Regions from separate parts of the Homo sapiens genome. Here region 2 is linked to region 1. Evidence: read pairs that join two places in POLR2A ChIA-PET (ENCODE). Cell type or tissue: Panc1. All regions are shown on one strand. Each heading gives the region's core, and the rest is flanking DNA. Links, peaks and the distances in the headings are about the cores only. Region 1 has its middle 180 kb from the start of PHLDA1-AS1. Region 2 overlaps LOC105369844 (a long non-coding RNA gene).

Region 1 (4,399 bases), core at 330-4,329:
TCTGCATTCTTTGGCTTGTGGCCACATCTTTCAAGCTTGGCCTCTATGGTCATGTTGCCTTCTCCTCTTTTGTCTATGTCAAATCTTCCTCTGCCTCTCTTTCATAAGGATGCCTGTGATTGCATTTAGGGTCCACCTAGATGATCCAGGATAATCTCCCCATCTCAAGATCTTTAAATTAACCACATTGGCAAAGGCCCTCTTTCCTTGTAAGGTATCATTTACAGGTTCCTGGGATTAAGGCCTGATTTACGTGGGGCCCATTATTCAGCCTTAGATTTAGGGCTTTTGATTTAATAAATCTGTAGCAAACAACCGAATAAAGTCAATTAAAATCATGAAGAATAGTCTCTCTCTTATCCAGGGATCTCTTATCCAGGAAATTTAAATATACAACAGCTAAGAATCAGAAAATAACGCAAAGTAGGTATCACAGAGTCTTCCAGTAGGCGAGACATCCTAGGGTTAAAATTTTTCAGAAGGATTCACTATTGGGAAAGCAATAGTCTGAAATAAGTCAAAAGCATATTATTTTTTAACATGTCCCTCAGGATTAAAAGAAGACTATTTCAAACTAGGATACCTGGGAAGACCATAAATTCAGATTAATTTTTTTTCCTAGGGAAGAGAGTCTTTCTAGTGGTATTCAGCCACAAAACCAATCTTTTCCCACCTAAAACTGCAGGTAGAGATAATATCCATTCCCTTTAGGAAAGTGGTAAGACAATTCAGGCCAGGTAGACCACAGGTAAACTGTGTTGTTTAGTGTAGTTTGGACCTCAGCATGACCAGAGAATAACTCAGCCACTGGGGTTACTGACTGTCTGTTCAGGAGGCTAAGACAGAATCTCTAAGAAGGTGCATCCTTACGAAGGTGAAATCCCAAAGAAGATTGCCTGAAGTCTGAATACAGTTTTAAAAGAGATGAATGATCATCAGGGAGTGTAGTCTAAAAAGAGCAAAATTCTAGTTTTTAGAGTTCCAATTGTACAGGATTGAGTTGTGCTACAGTAACTGACATGATGCAAACCCAGAGGTAGTTTTTAAGGTCCCTGCTTACATGTACATGAAGAGACAAACAGTAAAAAACTTCAGGCCACAGGGCTGAGGTTCAGGAACAACTCTCTTATGAGAAGGCACTGCTGGTCAAACCAACCCAATCAACATGTAATTAGTTGAAATGTTAACTTAGTTGGCTTAGTAAATCTAGTTATCTTTCTCTTAGCAAGATTTGGGTATGCTTAGTTACTACCTTTATTTTTAATGTTCTAGTGAAAGAATACCATTCATGGTCCACAATACAAATATAAATTCTCAGTGGCACCCAGCCATCATCCATTCACCCTGCAGGTTCCTCTAGGGAACTGGTGCAGGATGGCATCAACAGGGCCCACAGGTGTCACTGCTTTTGAGCTGGTGAAGGTAATGACTACCCAGAGTCATCAAGAACAGGGCATATTGTGGTCTACACTCTTGTTGATAAGGCAGGAAACTATATAATGCATTTTTAAATAATTTTCCACAAACACACTTTTTTTTTAGTGTTTTTAAAAGAGATTTTTTTTTTCAGCTATCTGGAAATTTTTCTTAGGAGAAACATCTCTCCTGAAGAAACCCAATCAAAGAAGCAATTCTTCACTCTCATTGATGTGCCTCAAAGCAACTTCCTCTGACTCCTCAAGACCCCAGTGAGGATCTCAGTTTAATTCTCATCTTAGTGTGGACTTTAAATCATTTTCACATCATAACATGTCAACTGTTTACCCTCTTTAATCTCAGTCTTGGAGCTAGAAACATAAACATCCTTCAAGGAGGCAGCTTTGTTTGTCCAGACCCTGTCCCCTGGAAAAGTTATGATCAGCAGGAAATGAAAACAACCAGCATAGCTTTTGTTTTCATTGATATTGGTGACATTTTGCAAATGGAACACCTAAAGCCAAACCAAACCCCGGGCCTCATTCTGACCAAAATCCGAATCAAGGAACTTCATGCAGAACATTAAAAACTCAATTGTCTCCAGCTACAGCTGAATGAAAAGCTCAGATTAAAACTGGCAACGATTTACTTCCTACAAACATGCTTTGTTTCTGGCTAACTTGTCAGCTCATAAAAAACGCCTCTGTACAAGCAGCTGTCTCATTCAAGACGCTGAATCCTTTCATGGTCGTCAATACAAATGTGTTACACAGAACCCAGTCCAGGACCCTTGCTCTAAAACCCTGGCCCAGAGTGTGGGCCTCTCTGCTTCCCTGGTATGCCTTTCTTCTAATTTGATGACTTGCATTTTCAATAAATGGTTATAGAAAATGCCATGCTCTTCATGGAATCCCCTCATCATGCTGCTTCCCAGAAGCCTGTTTATGGAAAAAGCCGGCCCCAGAGGCAAAACAGAGGAGGTCTCTGAAGTTTCCAATTCTTAATCCTAGCTCTTGCTCTTAGCAGGTTTTGGCCAATTTAATGTCTTTATATCTTTAAATGTTTCCTTAGTGAGCTGAGCAACTTGCAGTGACCACGCTGAGCTAGCTTGCTAGGGAGAAATCAAATCAAAATTATGGCAAACCATTTTGCAAATATAAAGCAGCTAATGAATAATGTAATGTCTTTCCCAATGAGCCAGTAAATAAATTGATGACACATCTGAGATGCCTCATTATTTCCTGGATTATTTAGAGAGGCACTGTCAACCTAACTTCAATGTCAATGGTAATATATGCCATTGTACATACTGGAGAGTGGACAGTAGCTTAAAATAAAGAGCCCCTTTTACAATTCCTGATTCTGCTTTGCTCATGTTCCTTCACTCACCTGGAATGACCTCTTTTCTCATTGCATGCTGCAAGTCTTCTCTGAGAACTAGTACACACTCATTCCTTCAAAGCTCAAGCTCTGTTAAACTTCATTAGCTCCGACCTAATGGGAAGACAATTCCAGGTGCTTGAAATTCTCACACGTAATTCCCAGTTTTGACATGCATTGGTTGTGTGACCTAGGAGATGTCACTTCACGTCTCTGAGTTCCAGTTTTCTGAACTATTGAAATAGGACTAGGAGTGCCCTCCTTGCAATTATAGGATCTTCCCCATCCAGGCTCATTTTGGTGTACGGTTACGGGATCAGTAAAGATTGAAACAACACTGTTGCCCTGTGGCAGGGTCTGTTTAGGCCCTCTCACCAGAGCCTGGGGTTGATTCCTGACTGAGCAGAATATATAGGAAACATCTTGGCTGAGGCAAAAGACATTCAAAAATCTTTTTTTGAGGGTATATTATGTAGTAGATATGGTTCCATAGTTGTTATGGGCTAAATTGTGTTCCCTTAAAATTCATGTGTTTAAGTCCTAATCTCTAGAACCTCAAAATGTGACTGTATTTTGAGATATGGTCTTTAAAGAGGTAGTTAAGGTTAAATGAGGTCATTAGAATGATTCCAAATTCAGTATGACTGGTGTTTTTGTAAGGCCAGATGATTAGACACAGACGTACGAGAAGACAATATAAAGACATAGGGTGAAGACAGCCATCTACAAGCCAAGGAGAGAGACTTCAGAAGAAACCAACCCTGCCGACACCTTAATCTTAGACACCTAGCCTCCAGAACTGAGAGGAAATAAATTTCTCTTGTTTAAGCCACCCAGTCTGTGGTATTTTGTTATGACAGCTCAAGCAAACTAATAGCCACTGACCTCCTACTTTTCAGAAACTATCCCCCACTTAAAACATCTACACAATTTCAAATTTAATAGACTTTGTTCATTGGTTTTTTTGTTGTTGTTTTTGGTTTCTTGTGTTTTTTTTTTTTTTGAGACAGAGTTTCACTTTTGTCGCCCAGGCTGGAGTACAATGGCACGTTCTTGGCTCACTGCAACCTCCGCCTCTCGAGTTCAAGTGATTCTCCTGCCTCAGCCTCCTGAGTACCTGGGAACAAGTACGTGTGCCAACACACCCAGCTAATCGAGTAACTTTTTTAAACCCAATTTCTTACACTAATCAATGACACTCAGCTGTTTCATCTGGAACCACACAAGGCTTATGGGCCTTGCCTCAACCATCAGATCCTTTCAGAGATTCTTCTTACCACTAAGACATCTAACCTCCCTGGCCATGTACACTTCTTAGCATACCACGTTCTCTACTATGTATCCTTTCTCTCTCTTCCTCTCTCTCTCTTTTTTTTTCTCTCTCTCTCTCTGAAATCCTGTGCTGACATCAGGCCTCCAAACCATAGGCTAGAAAAAGAAGCCAAATAAATCTGACGCCTGAGAGGATGATGATGATTCACTTTTTTTCTCCAGAGTTCATGACTTTGGAGTTGTCTCCCCTATGCATAGGGAAGCAAGCCCTGGGGAAGTAAGTATCTCTAACAGATGATTCATACTACCTTCCACTCTCCCTCTCCAATTT
Region 2 (4,399 bases), core at 187-4,186, 57 kb before region 1:
GAGGCCAAAGTAGGCAGATCACCTGAGGTCAGGAGTTCAAGACCAGCCTGGCCAACATGGCAAAATCCCATCTCTATTAAAAACACAAAAATTAGCTGGATGTAGTGGTGGGCACCTGTAATCCCAGCTACTCGGGAGACTGAGGCAGGAGAATCCTTTGAACCCAGGAGGTGGAGGTTTCAGTGAGCTGAGATAGCGCCATTGCACTCCAGCCTGGGCAACAAGAGTGAAACTCCATCTCAGAAAACAAACAAACAACACAACAATGACAACAACAAAAGCACTAGACTAAATGATAAACTCAAAGTTAAAGATGGTAGTTACCTCTGGGGTGGGGCATACAGTGGAGAGAAAAGAGTTTGGTTACTCAGGAAACGTCAAAGTTAACTATAACATTCTTGTTTTTCAAAGTAGGTAGGCACATAGATTTTTCATTTTATTTTTATTCTTTACCTTTATACTTACTGAATTATTATTGGACTGTTAAAAAGTCTATTTTCTAATAAAGCAATAGGTTGAGAACAGATGAGAAGTATGATCTGTGAATTTGTATTCATAGATCATGAATACAGCTGCTTATTCTTCAAACGCTTCAAGTGCCTACTATGAGCAAGGTGCCATGTTAGGTTTTGATAGTGCAAGACTAAATGAGACACAGTCCCTCTTTTCAAAGAGTTCTGAGTCTATTTATCTAAAAATTGGCACTGAGTAAGGAATATATACCCATACATGAACCAATCTGATAAAATTCAGAGCACAAAATTAATTCCGTACAGTAGGATTTCTCGAGTCCTCTATCACACATAATTGACCTGAGGAATTTTGCGCAGGCACAGAAAGGGTGAGAACAAAATCATAAGCTGACAGCTCTAAAAGTCTCTGAAGTGGGACATCCAATTTTCTAGGTACGTCGGGGGCTACAGGGGCACCCCTCTGTGCCATGCTCTCTCCTTTGACAAGTGATGAACACAATTCAGAATTCTAAGAGATAGCCCCATAGCTTAAAAATTGCACCAGGAAATGATGGCCAGCTCACTCAGAAAATTTGTTATTTTGAAATCATCTGTTAAAATATACACCCATTGCCCACAGCCTTGAGAAAGTGACACATAGTCATTTGAAAATATGAGGGTGTTTAGCATGTGCATGCCAGCTCATCTCTATTAATGTGAAAAGTCATTTCCTTTTCTTTGAACTAATTTGATTTGGTTTGCTTAAGGGCCTCAATTCCTTTCTTTCACCTTCATTTTAGAGCTGCTATGAAATTCAGCCCTTGGCCTACAGAGAGGCTCCAAATTGTCTTGCCTCCTTGCTCATGCATACCACATTTCATGTCTGTGACATACAACTCATTTTTATTTGCAATTATTTTGTAGCTTTCAGACAAAGAGAAGTTGAATTGCATTACAAAGAGGTAAGAAAGACATCTAATGTGCTAAAGTATTTTAAAAGAAATTGAAGTGAATATGTGCTGTGGATTTATTGGCAAAATAATCATTATGTTCAAGTGAGAAGTGGCTAATAAAGATGTAGCCTATGAGAACTAGGAAGGTAAAGCAGAAAGAACATGGGATTTAGTACAACGAATACTTCTTTTAAATTCTAGTTCTGTCACTTGTTAGTCACATGACCATTCTTTGCCTTTGGCAGGTTCTTTGCCTTTAAAATAGGGGTAAAAAATCATACCCTTGAGAAATAAATGACAGAATGAAAGCCCATGAGCCACTACCAAATTGTAGATGCATAACTCTTGATATTTTCATGATATGCTATGTTAAAACAATGTTAAAGTATAATTGATAAATGTAAAACTTAAGGAAAGCGTTATTATCTGCCAAAGTTCCTGTTGCTGAATTTCAAGATGCTCAAAATCAATTTTACAACTCAATAGACAGTATGTAAGCACTGAATTACATCAGTTGTAGAATACCACATGTCAGTGATTTTTCAATTTTAGTTTGTACATATATATAAATAACATGGAAGTTGTGAAAAATAATAAGGTAATGGGTTCTCCCTCTAGAGAAGCTGGTTTAATACTGCCTGGCATGGTCTAGTAATCTGTATCCTTAATGTACCTCCCAGGTAATTCTGATGGAGATGATCCTCAACCATATTTTGATCAATTCAGCCTTATGAAAAATGTATTTATGTACTTAGAATGTATTTACAAGACTTAAAAAAAAAAAAGATGGCTCAGATCAGCCATCACCTTTTATACTAAAAACTGTGATTTCCAGGATATCAGTGGGAATGGTAGAAAGAAGATCTCCAAAAATCTGTTCCTCTATAAAATCAATGAAAATATGGGTAAATTTCATGAAAATCAACTTCTTTCAGAACTCTGGAAATTAACAAAAGGCTTACAACTATCTGAGAAAGATTTATTCAATATAAATGGCTGAATCATAATAAGCACAGCAAGATTTTAGGAGATTTAACTTGCGCTTTTCCCATTCTACCTTCCACAGCTCTGAAATAGCCTTGGAAACAGATAGGCTCACCACATCGGTAGCCATGAAAAACAGCTAAAACTAGAACTAGGCAGAAGACCAACAAGAAAATGGATAGAAAACATTGACAACATTATAAGCCTACTAGATCTAACAGACATCTACAGAGCACTCCATCAAACAACAGCAGAATACACATTCTTTTCAAGTGCACATGGAACACTCTCCAGGGCAGACAATGTGTTAGACCTAAAATGAGTCTCAATACATTTAAAAAGATTGAAATCATGCAAAATATGTTCTCTAACCACAAGGGAATAAAACTAGAAATCAGTAACAGAAGGAAATTTGAGAAATACACAAATATGTGAAAATTAAACAATATATTCCGAACTAATAAAACAGAAATCAGAAGGAAATTTTAAAATATTTTGAAACGAATGAAATGAGAGCACCACATGCCAAAACTTGTGGAATATAGCTAAAGCAGTGCTTAGAAGGAAATTTATACCTGTAAATGCCAATTTTTAAAAGGAAGATATCAAATTAATAACCTAAGCCTCCATCTTAAGACCTCCCACCTAGAAAAAAAAAAAAAAAGAGCAAATTAAGCCCCAATCCAGCAGAAGGAAAGAAATAGTAGAGATTGGAGTAGAAATAAATGCTACAGAGAATTAAAAAAAAAACAGAGAATATTGATGAAACCAAAAGTTAGTCTTTGAAAACAGCAAAACTGACAAATCTTTATTTAGCTAGACTGACCAAGAAAAAAGAAACACTCAAAGGTTTAGAGGGTTTCACTGGAAAATTCTACCAAGTATTTAAAGAAAATCTAACACCAATCCTTCATGAACTCTTCCAAGAAACAAAAGAGGAGGGAACACATTCCAATTCACTCTATGAGGCCAGTATTACCCTGCTACCAGAACTAGAAAAAGATATCATAAGAAAACTACAGACCAATGAATGTACAATGAACAAAATCCTTAACAAAATATTATTAGGTAGCAGCTGAATCCAGCAACATATGAAAGAATTATACACCATGACCAAGTAGGATTTATTTCAGGAATGTGGTTTGATTAACTATGGGGAGAAAAATAAATCATTGTAATATGCCATATTAATGCAATAATGGACAGAAACCACATAATCATATCCAGAGACACAAGGCATTTGATAAAATCTAACACCCTATCATGATGAAAATACTAAACACACTAGGAATAGGAGGGAATTTCCTCCACCTGATAAAGAGCATACATGAAAACGCACAGATGACATCATACTTAATGGTGAAAGACTGAAAACTTTCCCTCTAAAATCAGAAACAAAGGGTAGATGTCTGCTCTCAAAGCTTCTTTCATCACTGTACTGTAGGTTCTAATCAGTACAATCAGGCAAGAAAATAAAAGGCATCCAGATTTAAAGAAAGAAATATCTCTATTCGCAGGTAACATAATCTTATATATACAGTGTACTTAGAAATCCATGAAAAAACCTATTCAAACTAATAGAAGTTCACTAAGATTGCAGGCTATAAAATCAATACACAAAAGCAATTGTATTTCTATATACTAGCAATGAACAATCGAAAAATAAACTAAGGGAAAAATAAATTTATAATAGCATCCAAAAGAATAAAATACCTAAAAATAAATTTTATCCATGTTGTGTAAGACTCATATACTGAAAACTACAAAACAACATTGAAAGAAACTAATGAAGACCTAAAAAAAAAATAGAAAGACATCCATCTTCATGAACTGGAAGACTTCATATTGTTCAGATGGTAATACTATTAATCTATAGATTTAACACAATACCTATGAAAATTCCAGCTGCCATTTTTACAGATATTAACAAACCAATTCTAAAATTTATATGAAAACACAAGCAACCTAGCATAGTCTAAAGAAATCTTGCAAAAGAAGAGTACAGTTAGA

The links. ChIA-PET counts read pairs that join two places held together with the same protein. Peaks named below come from ENCODE experiments on the same cell type or tissue, not always from the same donor. Only the 100,000 strongest peaks of a DNase experiment are listed, where the experiment ranks them.
Region 2: POLR2A ChIA-PET joins it to region 1 with 5 read pairs; 3 of 35 experiments call an interaction of 5 or more read pairs at or near these places.

The regions. Positions count from the first base shown.
Region 1 is chr12:75,846,510-75,850,908 of GRCh38, forward strand. No RefSeq gene overlaps it. Among named protein-coding and RNA genes, the nearest start is that of PHLDA1-AS1, 180 kb to the right of the region's middle. In Panc1, for the core only: no CTCF peak of the experiment used is centred there; no DNase peak of the experiment used is centred there; H3K27ac peaks cover 4,000 bases.
Region 2 is chr12:75,789,254-75,793,652 of GRCh38, forward strand. All of the region lies in intron 1 of LOC105369844 (a long non-coding RNA gene), which reads right to left. Among named protein-coding and RNA genes, the nearest start is that of PHLDA1-AS1, 240 kb to the right of the region's middle. In Panc1, for the core only: no CTCF peak of the experiment used is centred there; no DNase peak of the experiment used is centred there; H3K27ac peaks cover 4,000 bases.